Linked DNA regions of Homo sapiens: regions 1, 2, 3 and 4 are each linked to region 5. The links are chromatin contacts, found by Hi-C or POLR2A ChIA-PET in ENCODE. All regions are on one chromosome and are shown on one strand. Each heading gives the region's core, a stretch centred on a gene start or an enhancer-like site at or near the end of the contact. The rest is flanking DNA. Distances are from core to core; before and after follow the strand shown.

Region 1 (3,656 bases), core at 199-2,698, 900 kb after region 5:
GAGCCACCGTGCCTGGCCCCTAGCACCATTTTATAGTAATTCTTCCTTTTACACTCCAGTCCCATTAGCCCTGGGCTTCTGGGCTTGTATACTTGGTTTCATCTTTTTTTTTTTTTTTTTTGAGACAGAATCTTGCTCTGTCGCCCAGGCTGGAGTGCAGTGGTGCGATCTTGGCTCACTGCAACCTCCGCCTCCCGGGTTCAAGCGATTCTCCTGCCTCAGCCTCCCGAGTAACTGGGATTAGCGCCACCAGGCCCGGCTAATTTTTGTATTTTTGTAGAGACGGGGTTTCACCATGTTGGCCAGGCTGGTCTCAAACTCCTGACCTCGTGATCCACCCGCCTCGGCTTCCCAAAGTGCTGGGATTACAGGCGTGAGCCACCGTGCCCGGCCAGGTTTCATCATCCTTGAATTTCCTAATTCCTCACCATGTTTGTCGCTTTAGTCATTCCTATTAAGAATTCCCTTCTGGGTACAGGTGCTAGCTAAACTTTCCCTCAGCTTCTCCCCGAACCCTTTGGAAGGAGCAGGAAGGAGGTGAACATCCAACGATCTAAGCATTTGACTCTCCTGCCCTTGTGCAGGCTCTCACCTGACAGCAACCCAATACTCAGGTATAGGTGGGTCAAGGAAGTAGCAAAAGAGGCGAGCAGCATCCCCAGCGCAGCCAAGATGCCTCCAGTCATCACCACGGGCCTGGGCCCGAACTTCGTGCTCAGGGCACTGCCTACCGGGCCTGAGGAAGTGGAAGGGGCGCTGCGAGAAGATCTCAGGGGTCTCCCCCCCAGCATCTCCCGCCCCTCGCCCTTCCACTTCCCAGTCGCCGCATTCCCTCTCCCTTCCGAGGGTCGCAGTCCGCCAGATCCAGGCGCCGCACTCACTCCCAAACTGCTGCACCGCGATTCCTATGGAGGCGATCCAGGAGACGCGCGCTGCCTGCTCCTCAAACGCCGCCACAAACTCCACGAAGAAGACCCCAAAGGAGCGGAGCACCCCAAACACAAGCGCCGACTGGAAGAACGCTGAGAGCACCACCACCCATCCCCAGCCCCCGTCGGGGGGCTCTGTCCTGCGCGCCATCTAAGCGGTAACAGGGCTGCTGCCACCCAGAGCCTCTGCAGGAGCCGGGTTCTGGACGCCGCACCTCTGCACACCCACCCCCGCTGCCGGGTGGCTCGGGGCCGAGAGGGGTTGGAGAGGCAGGTAGAGAGGAAGGGCCCGACGAGGCGGCGAGAGGCCCCTGCACCTTTTCCCAAGGCGGGGCGATATAGGACTGAAGACCTGGCCCGCGCTGGCCGGGCCAGAGTCTCCCGGGGGCGTGGTTCCGCGAGCTCGGAGCTGAGCTAGTTCAAGCCGGGGCCGGATCGGTCCCGGTTCGGTGTTCGGCTGGGAGCCAGAGGGTGGAACTGAGTTTGGGCCCCACCCCTGGAGCGCGCCAGTTTCCGTGTAGATGATCTATTTTATCACTGGGGTGTCCGGGCCGGGCCACCCTGGAGCTCGCCAATGAGGACGCGGGGCTCCCGGGCAGGGGCGGAACGAGAAGGGCAGGGCGGGATTTAGGCATTGTTGGGGACCAGCAGTGAATGGGCGCATGCGTAAGGAGGGGCGTTAGGAGGCTGACTAGGTAGGGCCCCACGTGACGCGGGGACTGCCAGGAAGCTTCCGTCTCCTCTTCACCTAGCGGGCCAAGTCATCCCCGTTTCAGCACCCAGAGCCACACGGAAGGGTTAGTGGTGGGTAAACTGGGTCTGGAGAGGAGAGGACTCTCTTGCTTTAATGAGGGGTCCAGGAATTGCAAGGCCCTGTTGGGGGTAGGGGAGGGGTTAGGAGATGAGACTCAAACGAAGTGTTTGGCGCAGCGCCTGAAGCCACTAACACGCAGCCCTAGGCACGCAGACCTAGAAGCCTGGATCCCTGAGAAGTTCAACGGCTAAGGGAAGAGAGAAGGGGAATGAGTTGGACTCCTGGCGTTCATTTCTGTAGTGGGAACTCGTTCCTGTCACTTCTGTTCCCACTAACAGGAAACCTACAGGTCACAGAGACCAAAAATAACTGAGGAGAGGAAGGGCGGCTGTAAGCTCACACAGGGCCCCACCAACACCACCTACCTCTTCCTCACTGGGGCTGGAACCTTTTCCTCTGCCCTCTAGTAACAACCACTTCCTAACCACCTTTTTTGATCTGATGGTGGGGTAGACTAAAGAGACAAACTATGACCCTGGCCACTGGAGCAGTCAGCCCCCTCTTACCCAAGTAGTCCTCAGGCCCCTAGCAAACACTCCCCAGTCCTTCCCAGTCTCCATAACACCAATGGCTTGGATTTCCTGTTCCTTCATTATAAGCCATACTTCCCAGGACCCTGACCTTGAAACCGTGGACTCAATGTTCACTCCCAGATTACTGGGGAAAGCAGCAAACAAGAAGTGGAGGCAGGGAGGGAGGTGTGTAGTCTTAAAAGACATATTGAGCCTTAAATAATTTTATATGTGGGAAATAAAAGTAATCATCAATAATACACATATATACTTTCTAAGAGTCAAAATGTCGGCTGGTGGGGAATATGCCAAAGATACAGAAATTGCTGTGGCTGTATTACATAGTGATTAAGAACTCGGGTCTTTAGAATCAGATCACAGTTCCAGTCTTTTATTTATTTATTTATTTATTTATTTATTTATTTATTTATTTATTTTGAGATGGAGTCTTGCTCTGTGGCCCAGGCTGGAGTGCAGTGGCATGATCTTGGCTCACTGCAACCTCCACCTCCCGGGTTCAAGTGATTCTCCTGCCTCAGTCTCCTGAGTTTCTGGGATTACAGGCTCCCACCACAACGCCCAGTTAATTTTGGTATTTTTAGTAGAGACGAGGTCTCACCATGTTGGCCACGCTGGTCTCGAACTCCTGACCTCAAGTGATCCACCAGCCTTGGCCTCCCAAAGTTCTGGGATTACAGGCGTGAGCCACCGTGCCTGGCCCAGTTCCAATCTTGACTTTATTACTTAACTCGATCAAGATGCTGAATCTCTCAGTTGGTTTCCCCATCTGTAAACTGGGGATAATAGTACCTACTATTAAGCGTTGCCCAAGGGGTTCAGTTAGAAAATCCATGCACTAAAAATGCTTAGTTTATGTGCTGACATGCAGCAGGAGCCAAGTAATATTAGCTTAGCTGGTCTTATTGGTGTTATTTTCAACAGGGGATAAGCTGCTGTAGTGGGAAGTGAAGGAAGGTTTTAGTTTAGTGTTTTTTTTTTTGTTTTTTGTTTTTTGTTTTGAGATGGAGTTTTGCTCTTGTCTCCCAGGCTGGAGTGCAATGGCATGATCTCGGCTCACTGCGACCTCCACCTCCTGGGTTCAAGTGATTCTCCTGCCTCAGTCTCCCGAATAGGTGGGACTACAGGTGTTTGCCACTATGCCTGGCTAAATTTTTTGTATTTTTAGTAGAGACAGGGTTTCACCATTTTGGTCAGGCTGGTCTCGAACTCCTGACCTCAGGTGATCTGCCTGCCTGGGCCTCCCAAAGTGCTGGGATTATAGGCGTGAGCCACCATGCCCTGCCTAGTTTTTGTTTTTTGATTAAAAAAAAAAAAAATCTAATCCAGGTCATGGGTTTAAAAAGATTGAGAAACGACCACTGCGATGGTTTGAATGTTACC
Region 2 (3,639 bases), core at 287-2,786, 680 kb after region 5:
GTGCTGGGATTACAGGCGTGAGCCACCGCGCCCAGCCATGGAATGCCATCTGAACATACACCACCGCCTCTATCACAACAATGGCTGATGCAAAATTGGAGGCTCAACAGATAAGATGTAAACTACTATTATCATCCACTGAGTTGCCGGGACTAGGAAGTAGAAAGCATCCTACTAATGGTTCTTAATGTCTCCTGATCAGGCATGCCGCTGGGTTTAGGAACTTCCTTATCTCAATACTTTCTTCTCCCCCATATTAGTCAATAAATCCTGGAAATTCTACCCACTAAAGTCCTTTACATGTGTTCTAAACTTTCCATCTCTACTGCCACTGCCTTAAACCAGGCCTCTATCACTTCCTACCATTATTCCCTAAAATTCATTAGGTCAGGAACAGGTCTCACTCACTGCCGTCTCCAGTATCTTGCACAGCACCTGGTTGATAGTTGGTGCTCGGTACATATGTACCTTAAAGAGTGAAGCCGGATTAACGGATTACTGCAATACCCTTCCCACATGTTCTCCCTATTTCCAGGCTATTTCTCTCTCGACTTCTATGATCTTTGCTTTGGACTCCCCAAATACTCATCACTCCTCTTATTAATTCTTGCCTCCTGAAAGATCCATATCCAATTCTTCAATGAATATTTAAGGAACTGCTACTACATACCAGGTTCTGCGCTTGTTGTAAAGAAATTTCCTTAGCATTATAGGTCTCAAATTTAATCAAATCTCTTCCAACTGGTACTTACCGATTGTTGATATCAGAGTCAAAACCTTCACGAAACTCTTCCTCGCTCACTTCACAGCCCAGGATATGCACTTGCTCCCCACTAAGGCAGAGATGAGAAGGGATTGTCAAAGAGTGGGCACAGGTGCCCTATCCAGGGTAGGCCGGGGAGACACTGTGGGATACTCACCACAGTGCAGATTTCTTGACAAGCGCCTTCAAGAGACTGCGCCCCTCCCACTCCACGGAATCTGCAGAGCGAGGGACGGATAAAGGGTATGAGAGCGCTGGGATTACCGCCTTCGCGAACCCGTCGCGATTTCCACACCTAGCCTGTGACCCCTGGCCCTTCCTGCCCACTTCCGTCCCCTCAGCCAGGCCCGAACCGCACCCCCCGCCCCGCCACCGTGCCTCTGGCTCTCACCCCGAAGCAGCACCAGGCCGCCCAAGGCCAACAGCGAGTCCAACATCTCCAACTCGCGTCCGGTCCCTGCTCTGGCGCCCTCTGATGGCGTCATGACCCAGTGTCCTTCCTCCTCGGGGTGAAACGGGCCGAGCACTCGGGCGTCCTCCCACCATTAAGACCTAACATAGTCTGGAATGAGAGGTGATTATGTTCAATATTCCCAGGGGGGCGCTCACGCGGAGGGCGCCCCTCCCCGAGCCCTGGCGCACAGTCGTACGGACAACGACCCCGTCTACATTTTCACTGTGACCGGGGCGGGAAGAGCAGTTGGGGCAGTTGTCAGTGGGAGGGGGAGGAGGACCCACAAGCCCCCCGCGAGGGCCCTAAGCGCGGGCCAAGTGACGTCACTCTCCCCGCCCACGCAGTTTGAGGCGGGGCCTGCTTCGCCTCAGGCCCCGCCCCGCGGCCACCTTCTGCGCGTGCGCAATACTGCAGCCTCGCTTGGAGTGCTTTTGGCTTTCCTTATACCTACCCGCCATAGACCGCGCAGGAGGAACTTAGTCCCGGTGAAGCGAATACACGTCACCACCGGAAGTAGTGTCAAAGGGGAAGAGGAGGGGGAAAGACAGGAAGAGGGAGTCCTTTGGACGGTAAAATGGCGCCTGTCAGAGTGGGAAACCCAGCTGCAGAGGCTGCAGCCCCGGTCCCCAGCGGCTAAAGGACCCCCGAGCTCGGGGAGGGGGAGGCCGCTCCGGCCCAGCGCTCTGCGCCCTCCGGCTCCCCCTCCCCCTCCTTCCCTGCTCCTTCGCTCTGCAGGCCCGTTCTCCGCTGCCGCGGCCCTTTGCGCGCCGCTGCCCCCGCCCTCCCCGTTCCTGCGAGCAGCCCCCTAGCGCGCCTGCGCAGCGGGCCACTCTCTGCTTTCCCCCCCTCCCCTTCCCTTTTCCCTTCCTCCCTTTTCCCTAGCCCCCTCCCCCACTGCCCCCTCCCCCAATTATCCTTCCCCTTCCCTCCAGGTCTCGGAGGACCCCATCCTAGCCCTACCTGTCTCGGCCCGCAACCTCCCCGAAGCCGTCGGTGCCACTCCCAGCCCATGTGGGCCCCCGCGGGCTGCCCACGCCTGTCCCCCAGCTCCCCGTTCCGCTGGGCTTTACCCTCGCCAGGGGTGGCTTTCTGAGCCGCCCGCTCCGTGCCCCTCTCTGCAGCCTCTCCTGCCACTCGGGGCCCCCGTTCCCCCTCCCGGCGGCGGGGGGCTGCCCCCGGGGGGCTGGCGGAGCTGGGCCGCGGGGGCCCCGGGGCCGGCGGTGCCGGGGTCATCGGGATGATGCGGACGCAGTGTCTGCTGGGGCTGCGCACGTTCGTGGCCTTCGCCGCCAAGCTCTGGAGCTTCTTCATTTACCTTCTGCGGAGGCAGATCCGCACGGTGAGCCAGGGTGGGCGCTGGCGGTGTTGGGGACGTCTGGCGGTGTTGGGGACATCTGTCCGTGGTGCTCAGGGGTTTTCGGAGTGTCGGGCCTCTGTTTGGGCCTAGGAAGGGAATCCTGGCTGGGGCTTTTCTCGCCAGAGAATTGGGCACCCTAAGCGGGGCGAGGTGGGAGACCCTTGTAATAGAACCTTGCCCTTGGGGGTTTTGATGGGGCTAGATGGGACAGGATTTGGCAACTCTTGGGGGCTAAGGTGGTGGGTGGGGCGCTCTTTAAGAAAGCTGGAGTTGTTGCTAAAGAAACCAAGAGGCGGGGAACACCTGTTTGATGACAGCCGGATCTGTGGATGTGGGCTTGGGAAAGACCCTATTTGGAACCTCGGTGTGTGTTTGGTCCTATAACAAGGAAGAGACAGACTTGTGTGTCAAGGGTGGAGGTGGGTGGGAGGGCATACGTTACAAACAAGGACGGGAACTTGGGAAAGCCCTGGGTGTGAAGGAGAAACGCCTGCGGTTCCCATTAAGAGAATTCCTCCAAAAAGGCTGTGAAAATTTATTTCATAGTGTGAGTGTAGGTATCTGGATTTATTGAAGACTAAAGCAGATGCTTTTACGATGGGCCTCTTTAATTGTGGGAGGGAGTTCAAGGTGGGTGCTGTGCCCACCATTGAAGTTTGGGTGTCCCTGTCAGAGGACAGCGCTGGGCAGTTGTAGGGCTTGAAAATGAGGACGTTTGCTTCTCCAGGAGAGCCTAGCATTCTGAGGGAAACTGTCCGGATGGACCCAAGCATCTCTGGGTCCCCTCTCCCTTAGCTTTTCTCCAAGGTCAGAGGTCCTTCAGCTAACAGCACTTTAAATGAATGTGCTCTTGTGGTCTCACCACCACCAGGGAGAATCCTCGGAAGGAGTCTGGGGAGAATTTAGTAAGCGGAGACACAGGTTCTGGGTCTGTACTGTGGTCTGTACCCCTTAGCATACCTCAATACAATTTGAAAGAATAAACCCAGGTTGGGGTGACCTGGGGTCCAGAGAATTTCCAGAAAGCCCTCAGTGGTAGTGGTGGTTGATTTAACTGATTTGGGA
Region 3 (3,183 bases), core at 353-2,852, 710 kb after region 5:
CCAACTTCTCTAGCCCTAGGGCAGGAAGTCCCAAACAATTTCTACCCCTTTTTCTGCAATTCTCATTGGGGTGAGAGGAGGCCCAGGAGGAGAGAGAGCTGGGCTCAGCTTCTTTTTGAGCTGCTGGAGCCCTCTGTGAGGAGGCCCTCTTTGCTGGCTTCTCAGGAGAGCGTGGCTAGGTTCTGCCTGCCTATGGGAAGAGGGGGCCAGGGTGTGTGGAGCAAGATGGTGGCGGTGCTGGTGCCTTGGGACCTGGGGGAATGGGACAGCTGGTCGGCTCAGAGACGGCCTACTTTACTCACAGCTGGAATTTAGTGGGGAGAAGCAGCTCAACTCCAATCCTGGAGGATTAGGGAGATTAAAGTGAGAGAAGAGAGAGATGTCCCAGAGACCAAGAGGTGAAAAACAGGGCTCCTTGTGGAGGGGAGGTCTGGGAGCGAAGTGGGGGGCTGGGGCTCGGAGATCCTTCTCCCCAAATCTTTCCGTAGGGGCTGGGGTGAAGGGCACAGTCTGGGGAGATGAAGTGACAGTGTGTTCATCTTCCTGTGTTGGCATCTTCCCTGTCCCAATTCTCCTTGCATCTCACTAGCTCCCAGGTCAGCCCTCTGGCTCCTGGCACCCCCACTGCTGCGGTGGGCACCCCCACTCCTCACAGTGCTGCATAGCGACCTCTTCCAGGCCTTGCTGGGTGAGTAGCCCGTTTTCTGAGGGACCTGGGCCTCCAAGGGCCATTACTGAACTTCGGGGGCTGTTTGGGAGCCCAGAGATCATTTGGTCCAAGCTGGAGCACCATGCAGGGTCCTGCCTATGGTGTCCTCCATGAGTGTGGACCAGCCTTGGCTGAAAGGGCTCCTCCCTTGCCAGCCAGCCAGCAGCGGTGATGACAGGGGTGATGTGCCTGGAGAGGCCTGGGGTGGGGAGGTAACTCAGTTCTGTTCCTGTGACAGACATCCTGGACTATTATGAGGCTTCCCTCTCAGAGAGTCAGGTAAGGAGGTGGGGGCGAGCGCCTAACTTCCTGAGGGGCAGGCAGGGCTGGAGGGGTGAGCCAAATATCACTAATATTACCTGGAATCTTGGGGGCCCTGCTGACAAAAGCCTGAGTCAGTGGCCCAGGGACTTGGGGCACCGAGAATGCACTCTCTGTGGTCCTGTACCCACTCTCCCTTTCTTCCTCGTTTTCTTTGGCTGCCCCAGTTTCAGGCACTAAAGAGTCTAGGGCTTAACTTTTTAGGTTTCCCCCTGAGAAACCTGAGGGAGAACTAGGCCCCCAGGGATTGCCTCCTTCAGCTCCTCCCTCACACCCGACCCCCTACCGCCTGCCGAGAGGCCTCCCTCCCGTATTCAAATAACCGTGGGTGCTCCCAGCCCAACTATAGATGCTTCCTTCTCTAAGAAATGAAATCCAGCCTCATCGTCTTTGCTGTCATCGCTGGTGGCTGGCCAGGTCTCCATGTTTGCCTCAGGGGCCTCTGTGCTTCTGCTTCTATCTCCTTTCCCATTATCCGGGTTCCTGCCAGCACAGAAGGAGTTAACTCTGCCAAGGCACCCCCCCCATTCTGGCTCCTAGCTCCCTCCCTCCCTCCCCCTGCTTCCTCTCTCCTCCTCTCTCCCCTTCCCTCTTCGGCTCCACGGCTCCCTCGGCCGCTGCCGTTTCCAACCCCCCCACCCCACTCCCCCGCCACGGCCCCTAGCCCCTGGCCGTTTGGCAAGACCCCCCCCTACCCCGGGGCTCCCCGAAATCCAGTTCCCCTCCCCCACCCCAGCTCATGCCCCAGCCCCCGAACTCCGGGGCTGCCAGCCCCCGGTGCCCCCGCCCCTCCTGAGAATCGGGGTGTGCTCCCCAAGCCCCCTCCCCTCCACTGGGGAGCCCCTTTTAGGGCCCCCTTCCCCTCCCTCCCACGCTCCCCTCCCCTTCCCTTCTCCAACCCCCTCCTTCCCCTCTCACCCCTCCCCCCATCCTGGCCCCCCCTGCAAAAGTGGGGTGCGGAGGGGGGAGGGGTGAGAACCCACGGAGGGGAGGAACGAAACTCCGATGAAGTCAGAGCCCCTTACCCGCCGCCGCGGCCAGGCCCCCCAACATGGACTGTCTCTGTATAGTGACAACCAAGGTAAGCATGATGGGGGGGCTATAAACTGGGGGGAGGGTATGAGTTTGTGGGGAGGGGTTAGTAGGCCTTATCTGGGACTGGCGCCCCTGGAGTGGCAGCATCAGAAGTAAGATGTATTTGGGGGTCTTAATTTAGTTTTGGGGTTCACATCTGAGAAAATGCAGGATTTGGCCACAGGTGCCCCCTGGAGTGATCCCTTTGTACCTGTAGGGATATGGAAAATTTAGGATATTCCATGGTTCGGGGGGCCTGGCGGGTTTGGGGGTTCATCAGCGCTGTTTGAGGGAGACTTATTTAAGGAGAAGCCTGGCTCATAAGGGAGTCCTGCTGGTGTATGTGGGAAGGTGGGCTATGTTGGGGGGTTCCTCTTTCCTCCCCAGGGAAAAGCTGGCTTCCAAGGGCCTTGTCCAGTTTTGGGGGGCTCCTGGCATGGGGTAAAGGTTATTGGTTGTGAGTGCCTGACTGATCTGGGGGTGTCAGCTGGCAGGGAAGGGGTGGGCCTTCAGACTCTAGAACAAGCATCTCGTGGTGGCTGCATTTAGGGATGCTCTCTCAATTTGAGGGAACTGTTAATTTAGGGTTCAGTCATATAGAATGGAGGTAGTTGGAAGTTGTCAGAGGGCTGGGGCCCTGGCATGGGATCACCTGAGGGAATGGACCAGGTGAGGCAAGGATTTGGGGGTACTCCCATAGGAGGCAGAAGATTGCAGCAGCCGAGCTTGCCAGCCCCTGAGGAGGAGGATGAGAGGCTTAGGGAGAGAGGGGATTTGAGGAGGGGGACCGGGTGGGTGGTGCACAATTTGGGGGTGGCCCAAAGGCAGGTGCCCAATATCCCCATCTCCTCCCACACTGTATCTAGCCCTGATCAAGAGAGAGGGAGAAGAGCAGATGTGGGGACTGTTCCAGATACCCCTGACGCTTGGGATCAAGGTGGGGGAGGACACCTGGATTTAAGGGTCCCTGAGGGCTTATGACCGAAGTTACTGAGGTTACTGGGGTGAAAAGGTGTAGGAGGAGGGCAGGGCTGGCAGCGATGGGGATCTGTGCAAGAGTGTCCCTCTGGTTGGAGCCT
Region 4 (3,482 bases), core at 812-3,311, 540 kb after region 5:
AAAATTAGCCGGGTGTGGTGGCTGTAGTCCTGGCTGCTTGGGAGGCTGAGGCAGAAGAATTGCTTGAGCCTGGGAGGTGGAGGTTGCAGTGAGCCAAGATAGCGCCACTGCACTCCAGCCTGGGTGGCAGAGTGAGACTCTCAAAAAAACAGAAAAACCAGAGTGACCCAAAGGTCCAGTGGCAGAGCCAAGGCTGGGTCTGTAGGCTCCTTCCTCCCAGTCCAGTGCTCTCACTGCATTTCCATCCTTCACCTCAGGTGGCATCTAGGGCACAGGGGGAACCTCCACATGGAGAACCACTGCAGTACGTCTCACGTCTCTTCTCTGTCCAGACCCTCCAACATTTCCCATCTCAGGGTATAATTCAGTGGACTAAAAGGCCATGCGTGACCTGGCTTCTTGTGACCCCTCTGACCTTCCCCTCATTAACTCCATTCCAGTCTCACTGGTCTTCTGCCTCAGGACCTATGCCCTTGCTGTTCCCTCTGCCTGAAACACTTACCCAGTAATCTGCACAGCTCAGTCCCTCATCTCCTTTAGGTTCTGGGTCAACTATCATCTTCTTTCTTTCTTTCTTTCTTTTCTTTCTTTTTTTTTTTTGAGACGGAGTCTTGCTTTGTCGCCAGGCTGGAGTGCAGTGGCAAGATCTCAGCTCACTACAACCTCTGCCTCCCAGGTTCAAGCGATTCCCCTGCCTCAGCCTCCCGAGTAGCTGGGACTACAAGCGCCCGCCACCACACCTGGCTAATTTTTTTGTATTTTAGTAGAGACGGGGTTTCACCATATTGGCCAGGATGGTCTCCATCTCCTGACCTCATGATTCGCCTGCCTCGGCCTCCCAAAGTGCTGGGATTACAGGCGTGAGCCACCGTGCCCGGCCTAACTATCGCCTTATTGGTGATGCCTTCGCCTTATTGGTGATGTCTAAATAAATATTTATTTATTTATTTATTTATTTTGAGATGGAGTCTCGCTCTGTTGCCCAGGCTGGAGTGCAATGGCGTAATCTCGGCTCACTGCAACCTCTGCCTCCCGGGTTCAAGAGTTTCTCCTACCTCAGCCTCCTGCATAGCTGGGACTACAGGCGCCCGCCACCACACCCGGCTAATTTTTGTATTTTTAGTAGAGATGGGTTTTTGCCATGTTGGCCAGGCTGGTCTCAAACTCCTGACCTCAGGTGATCCGCCCACCTCGGCCTCCCAAAGTGCTGGAATTACAGGCGTGAGCCACCGCGCCCCGCCACGATCTTTCTAAAACACACATTTGACCTTCTTTGTTCTAAAAATGTCTCGGTGGACTCCTCGCTGCTCGTGGGGCCAAATCGCAGCTTCCACACAACCCGCCCTGTATGTGGACTGCACTCCGTTTCTAAACTCATCTCTTGCGCCACTCAGCCAGTGGCCCCCAAGGCAGGACTGGTCCTGGCTCAGGATCCAGTCGAAGACACTCATCTCGGGGGTCTTTTCTGACCGCGCTTCCTCCTCTGGCCCTCTAGGCGGCCTGAGCACGCTCACTGACACCGTTTGGCGGCCTGTCACCCGCGTGGCTGGGGCACCTGCAGAAACTGCTGTCGCTGCGAGGTGCCCGTGTGGGTCACCGCTGTGCCAGGGAGAGAAGACGGCGAGGTCGCCCCTGGGAGGCAGAAGGCGAGCCAGGAGCCAGTCCTGGAAGCCAATGAGTGAGTGTGAAGGGTGTTCCGCTGCGTCAGCGAGGCCCGACTGCCCTTGGGAGGAGGAGCCCAGGGGCCAGCGCGGCCCGGGCCGCCCTCGCCTCCCACCCAGGGCGCTGAGCACGCACGCCGCCGGCCTGGCGGCGTTCGCGGGGCCCGGGACCAGCCGCCGCCTTCTCCAGGCGCTCCTACTCTCTGGGCATCTGCAGTCCGAGCGGAAGGGGCGGGAACGTCGGCGACGCCGAGGAGCAAAGCCCACGATCGGCTTCCCGGGGCAGCGGACGGCTGCCTTCCTCCCGGCGCAAACGCACCGCCCAGGAGGGGGCGGGCTCGGCGGGTCGGGGGGCGGGGCCGGGGTCCGAGCTCGGGCCCGCCTCCGCCTCCGCCAGCTCCTGTGAGCTGCCGAGTGCTAGGCACCCGGGCTCTTCTGGGGGCTCCAGGTGAGCGGGGGCACAGAGGGGTCAGGGAGACCGCCCTTGGGGTGGGGCTGTCGGTCTGACCGCGGGTCCATCTGTCCTGCCGTCGGCCCACAGCCTCCTCCGCAGGATGGGAGAACAAAGGGAGGGGGCGGTTCTGGGGCCCCCGAGGGAATCCAGGGTCCCAGGTACCCGGTCCCGCCCACTGACACTTGGGTTTCTCCCCGAGTCAGAGGCGCCGCCCAAGAGACCCTGGGCCGGCGCCGGGCGCAGCTGCCTCTCCGTCTTTGTGTCTGTCTCTGTGTCTGTCTGGCTATCTCCGAGTTTGCCTCCGCTTCCAGAACTAAGCCACCCAGACACCATCATCTCGAAAACCCCAGCCCTTCTCCCATGGCAGGTAAGTGCGCGCAAGTCTGGGGGTCTCCGTTATCCCCCCCACGGACTTGGGAGCCGGGTTTGAACACATCCTCCCGGAATGTGCTCGGACTGGCTGGGTGGGGCCCCTCCCTTCCTTCCGGGGAACCTCCACCCTGCTCCCCTGCCCCATCTTTCTCTGCCTCTTGCCACCACGTTTCCCCCGAAGCCTCGCGGCCCATGGGCTGAGGAATAAGGGGATGAGGCCTTGAGTCCCTTTCTAATCTATCCTGCTCCCACCGCTTTACAGGCTACTTGCCCCCCAAAGGCTACGCCCCTTCGCCCCCACCTCCCTACCCTGTCACCCCTGGGTACCCGGAGCCGGCGCTACATCCTGGGCCCGGGCAGGCGCCAGTGCCCGCCCAGGTACCTGCCCCAGCTCCCGGCTTCGCCCTCTTCCCCTCGCCTGGCCCCGTGGCCTTGGGGTCTGCTGCCCCCTTCTTGCCACTGCCAGGGGTGCCTTCTGGCCTCGAATTCCTGGTGCAGGTGAGTGGGAAGGAGGGAGGGAGGATGACTGGGAGGGGACTTGGGCGTCCAGATGGGCCAGCTGATGTGCGCGCCGCCCCTCTCTTTCCAGATTGATCAGATTTTGATTCACCAGAAGGCTGAGCGAGTGGAAAGTAAGTAGAAGGAGTGGGAGGTTGGACCTCATGATGGTGGCCCGGATGGTGGGCTCCTGGGCGCGCGAGGCTCTACGAGTCTCCCCGTGTCACCTCGGGCAGCGTTCCTAGGCTGGGAGACCTGTAATCGGTATGAACTGCGCTCTGGGGCCGGGCAGCCCCTGGGTCAGGCGGCCGAGGAGAGCAACTGCTGCGCCCGTCTGTGCTGTGGCGCCCGCCGGCCGCTGCGTGTCCGCCTGGCCGACCCCGGGGACCGTGAGGTGCTGCGTTTGCTCCGCCCGCTGCACTGTGGCTGCAGCTGCTGCCCCTGTGGCCTCCAGGAGGTGGGCGGAGGGAGGGGGCCGGGAGGGCGGGCCTTGGTGG
Region 5 (3,320 bases), core at 786-3,285:
GGGAAGGGGCTTACTCACGATAGGCTGTATCACGTGAGGTTTGGAGCATGGTCTGGAGCTGACCCCGAACACTTTCCATCTCAAAGATATGCTTAGAACCATCCTGGAAAAAAGCCACATGGAAATCAGATGCAGTCTGTGTTATCTATCTCCTACCTATTGCCAGGGTAGAATTTTCACTCCAGCACTTTGGAAAACAAGAAAAACCAAACGGATCCAATAAGGGATGTCCTAAACTTGAATCAGAAATTCAAATACTACAGAAGCCAGAAAGAGAGTGTAAATAAAATAATCGAGGAGGTATAAGACAAGAGTTGCGGAGATTCTTGCCGATTCAAGAACAAATGTAAGGACTGTATGGCTTATGGCTATCATTTTCAAACTCTGGAAGACCTAACCAGTCTGCAAATTGACTCTGACACCTTTTCTATACAATACTAATAACTATCTTCTCTGTAACATGTTGTAGTTGACTAAGCTATGTCTTAATGATGTACATGCCAAAGTTGGAACCATACTATCAACATAGTGTTGAGCTGGAAGGATCGGAGCTGCTATCCTAAGTCCCTAGCTCCCTCTTGGGATCAAGAAACCTTACCCATTCCCAGTGCACGGGAAATAGCTCACCAACCTACCCCATAGGTTTGCTCTATCTACTCGGAGCAGAGATGTCTCTCACAAAAAAACACTGGGAAGTTTCATAATTTTCAAATTATGGTGTCCCAGGTCACTCCCTCCCTTATAAGCATGGCTGCCTATGCAGTTAAAAGGAATATGAAATCCAACAGGAAGAGTTCAAATCTCATCAAAGCTTTTTATTTTTACCAACCCCAATCCCAAGACTCTCTGGTGTCTAGTGCCACAGTGGTCTCCAAGACACACTTCCCTCACCTTTTTCTTCAAGTTCTTTTCCAATCCGACTGACAAGCTTCGACTCAATTCTTGGGCGAAGCCGTCTAACCCTTCATGAGGCGGGGAGGTGGAGGGTAAATACAGCTGGGCTCGGGCCGTGGCCTCCGCCTGCCGGCTGAGGCGCAAAGAAGCATAGAGCTGGGAGGTCACTTCAGACGACACTTGGTTGAGCCCAGGGGGTTCTGATGAATCACTCAGGAGATCCTCCGCCCCGAGGGGTGAACTGGGGCTGTCAGCTGATGTTGCCATGAATACAGGGAAGAGACAACCGGAGACAGCAAAGAGCTGGGAGGTTCTGCTTTAGCAAAGTCCAGGAGGAAAAGTTCACGGAGAAAGACTTGGGAGAAGGGAGGAAGACTCCACGCCAAGGATCCTTGGTGAATTAAGGATATCGAGGCTTTCTGGTTAGAGGAAAGGTTTCCACCAGTTCCAGGGGCCATGGGAGTGGGCAAAAGCATCCCTTTCCCCAGCTCCTGGGAACAGCGTTAAGAGGGTGCAGCGCAGAGCGGGTGCGGACAGAAGACCTACTGTGGGACAACAGCGCTGCTGAAGCTCCTCTTCCCGACTACGAGTGCTGGAAGCTGCAGATCAACTCCGGCACAGGCTATCCCCGGTCAACTGAGCTCTTAAGTTCTCACACCCAAAACGTCCCAACGGAAACGGACCCAAATCCACTAGGAGCCCAATTTCTGTCCCCCTGCCCTACTAGTCCCTCAATTGGTTCCAGTCTCAAGAGAGGGCGGAACCTCACGCTCCCCCATCCCTTCACCCGTTCTACCCAGGGTCAGCTCCAGCTCCCTTGTACTTTCCCTTCGACCCCTCCTGGCAAGAAAGCCATAGCGAGCTTCCTTGTTCCCTAGAATCTCTCCCTCCCGACCACCCCAAAAGAAACCTTGTGAACCCTCAGTCACGCCCTAAGTCGTCCCTAAGAAGCACGCCGCCCTCAAGCCTAGCCCGAGATCCTCTGCCCCGACGACCACCTGGTTCCGCCTACTCTCCACCCTTCCAGTCCTCAGTCCCCAATTTGCCAAAGTGGGGGGCAAGCGATTGACCTCCTCCCCTGAGATCCCCCTCTCACGCCTCCCCCTACGCTCAAAACCGTTGGCAGCCTCCCGCCCACTGTCCACGGCTCCGCCTCTCTCGCCTCGATGACGTCACCCGCCCGCGAGACCACGCTCGCAGACACTCACATCACTTCTGTATCCCGAGCGCCTGGCCGCGCGTGCGCGGCTCCGGTGGCCACAGATTGGCTGAGGGAGGGAGGCGGAGTCTGACAAGCAGCACTGGAGCGGAGTTAATGCCCAGCCGCGGCCGAGCGAGAACCCCCCTAAGGGGCGGAGCTCCGTGGAAACCGGAAGTAACTCTTGACGGGCACTCGGAGCAGTTCCGGTGAGTCCGTGGGTGGGGTCCCCACCTGGTTGGAAGGCTGTGGGTCCGGGAACCCGAGCCCAAGGAGTGGGGGCGGCCCCGGAGCGAGGCTCACACTCCCTGCCCTGCAGATGACTGTCCACAACCTGTACCTGTTTGACCGGAATGGAGTGTGTCTGCACTACAGCGAATGGCACCGCAAGAAGCAAGCAGGGATTCCCAAGGAGGAGGTGACGAGAGGGCCCCGGTGCAGCCCGGGCGACCTCTCATCTCCAAACACCTATAGTCCCAACCCAGCCCCTCCTCTCCAAACCCCAGCTCGTTCCCACCCCCCACCCCATCTCCCGCATCAACCGAGAGCTAACTCTGCCCCTCTCCCTCCAGGAGTATAAGCTGATGTACGGGATGCTCTTCTCTATCCGCTCGTTTGTCAGCAAGATGTCCCCGCTAGACATGTACGCGGAGTCAGAGAAGATGTTGGGAGGAGGGCTAGCCTTGGGAATTTGGGGATGGGGGAAACTTTCTGAAGTGGAAGGAGCATTGGCCTCCAGAGGGGGGAAAGGGTACTTAAGAGAGGCTGAGTCCGGAGCGAGAGTGCTGGAGCTGGCAGGAGTGGGGGTGGGGAGGGTCTGAAAGTAGAGAAGTTGGTGGGGGCTAAATTGAGGGGTGACGATGGGCGATGTCTTTACTCAACCAGGCTTCTACAAAGGATATGTTTAGATAAAGAGGGAGTCGATGTTTGCGGGGATCAGAAGTGTCTCTTTGGGAGAGATTCTGCTCCCATTCTTTAACACCCTCCTCATCTCTGCAGGAAGGATGGCTTCCTGGCCTTCCAAACTAGCCGTTACAAACTCCATTACTACGAGACGCCCACTGGGATCAAAGTTGTCATGAATACTGACTTGGGCGTGGGACCCATCCGAGATGTGCTGCACCACATCTACAGTGCGGTCAGTGCCAGCCCCAGGGACCCATCCCCCAGAGCTCTTCAGAACCCCAAGACTCCCTCATCTCCCCTGCCCCAATCCTACTATATGTTT

What was found. A loop is a pair of places that touch in the nucleus more often than their neighbours do. ChIA-PET counts read pairs that join two places held with the same protein, here RNA polymerase II (POLR2A). Pooled maps may share reads with other maps.
Region 1: a loop to region 5 is called in a pooled map, with 4 times the contacts of the local background. The contact joins the promoter of SLC16A13 here to the promoter of CNTROB in region 5. A Hi-C loop is called at or near these places in 4 of 50 pooled maps. POLR2A ChIA-PET finds 5 or more read pairs at or near these places in 2 of 52 experiments (Panc1 and activated CD8-positive, alpha-beta memory T cell).
Region 2: a loop to region 5 is called in a map with no recorded cell type, with 16 times the contacts of the local background. The contact joins the promoter of ELP5 here to the promoter of CNTROB in region 5. A Hi-C loop is called at or near these places in 1 of 168 maps with a recorded cell type or tissue (CD8-positive, alpha-beta T cell), 3 of 37 single-sample maps with no recorded cell type and 8 of 50 pooled maps. POLR2A ChIA-PET finds 5 or more read pairs at or near these places in 1 of 52 experiments (naive thymus-derived CD8-positive, alpha-beta T cell).
Region 3: a loop to region 5 is called in a pooled map, with 4 times the contacts of the local background. The contact joins the promoter of DLG4 here to the promoter of CNTROB in region 5. A Hi-C loop is called at or near these places in 7 of 50 pooled maps.
Region 4: a pooled map shows a loop between it and region 5 (4-fold over the local background). The contact joins the promoter of PLSCR3 here to the promoter of CNTROB in region 5. A Hi-C loop is called at or near these places in 7 of 50 pooled maps. POLR2A ChIA-PET finds 5 or more read pairs at or near these places in 2 of 52 experiments (BJ and PC-9).

Annotation. Positions count from the first base shown.
Region 1 is chr17:7,033,807-7,037,462 of GRCh38, reverse strand. It overlaps SLC16A13 (solute carrier family 16 member 13), which reads right to left and starts at 1,448. Exons shown (of 4, transcript NM_201566.3): 1 at 882-1,448; 2 at 593-736. The coding sequence starts at 1,080. RefSeq lists enhancers at 881-1,120, 1,851-1,900, 1,509-2,009.
Region 2 is chr17:7,250,112-7,253,750 of GRCh38, reverse strand. It overlaps ELP5 (elongator acetyltransferase complex subunit 5), which reads right to left and starts at 1,536. Exons shown (of 8, transcript NM_203414.3): 1 at 1,155-1,536; 2 at 921-981; 3 at 753-833. The coding sequence starts at 1,200. It overlaps CTDNEP1 (CTD nuclear envelope phosphatase 1), which reads left to right and starts at 2,017. Exons shown (of 8, transcript NM_001143775.2): 1 at 2,017-2,556. The coding sequence starts at 2,455. RefSeq lists silencers at 880-1,119, 1,890-2,099, 2,170-2,289 and enhancers at 1,150-1,369, 1,238-1,826, 1,827-2,414.
Region 3 is chr17:7,216,046-7,219,228 of GRCh38, reverse strand. DLG4 (discs large MAGUK scaffold protein 4) reads left to right here and starts at 1,602. Exons shown (of 20, transcript NM_001321075.3): 1 at 1,602-2,111. The coding sequence starts at 2,082. It also overlaps a transcript of ACADVL not described here.
Region 4 is chr17:7,393,104-7,396,585 of GRCh38, reverse strand. PLSCR3 (phospholipid scramblase 3) reads left to right here and starts at 2,061. Exons shown (of 8, transcript NM_020360.4): 1 at 2,061-2,109; 2 at 2,319-2,482; 3 at 2,750-2,985; 4 at 3,077-3,119; 5 at 3,222-3,442. The coding sequence starts at 2,476. TMEM256-PLSCR3 (TMEM256-PLSCR3 readthrough (NMD candidate)) reads left to right here. Exons shown (of 10, transcript NR_037719.1): 3 at 1,496-1,678; 4 at 2,319-2,482; 5 at 2,750-2,985; 6 at 3,077-3,119; 7 at 3,222-3,442. RefSeq lists a silencer at 1,684-2,173.
Region 5 is chr17:7,930,921-7,934,240 of GRCh38, reverse strand. It overlaps CNTROB (centrobin, centriole duplication and spindle assembly protein), which reads right to left and starts at 2,035. Exons shown (of 19, transcript NM_053051.5): 1 at 892-2,035; 2 at 19-103. The coding sequence starts at 1,161. It overlaps TRAPPC1 (trafficking protein particle complex subunit 1), which reads left to right and starts at 2,295. Exons shown (of 4, transcript NM_021210.5): 1 at 2,295-2,510; 2 at 2,665-2,735; 3 at 3,092-3,230. The coding sequence starts at 2,412. RefSeq lists a silencer at 987-1,164 and enhancers at 1,092-1,221, 1,352-1,641, 1,672-1,731, 1,952-2,001, 2,342-2,581.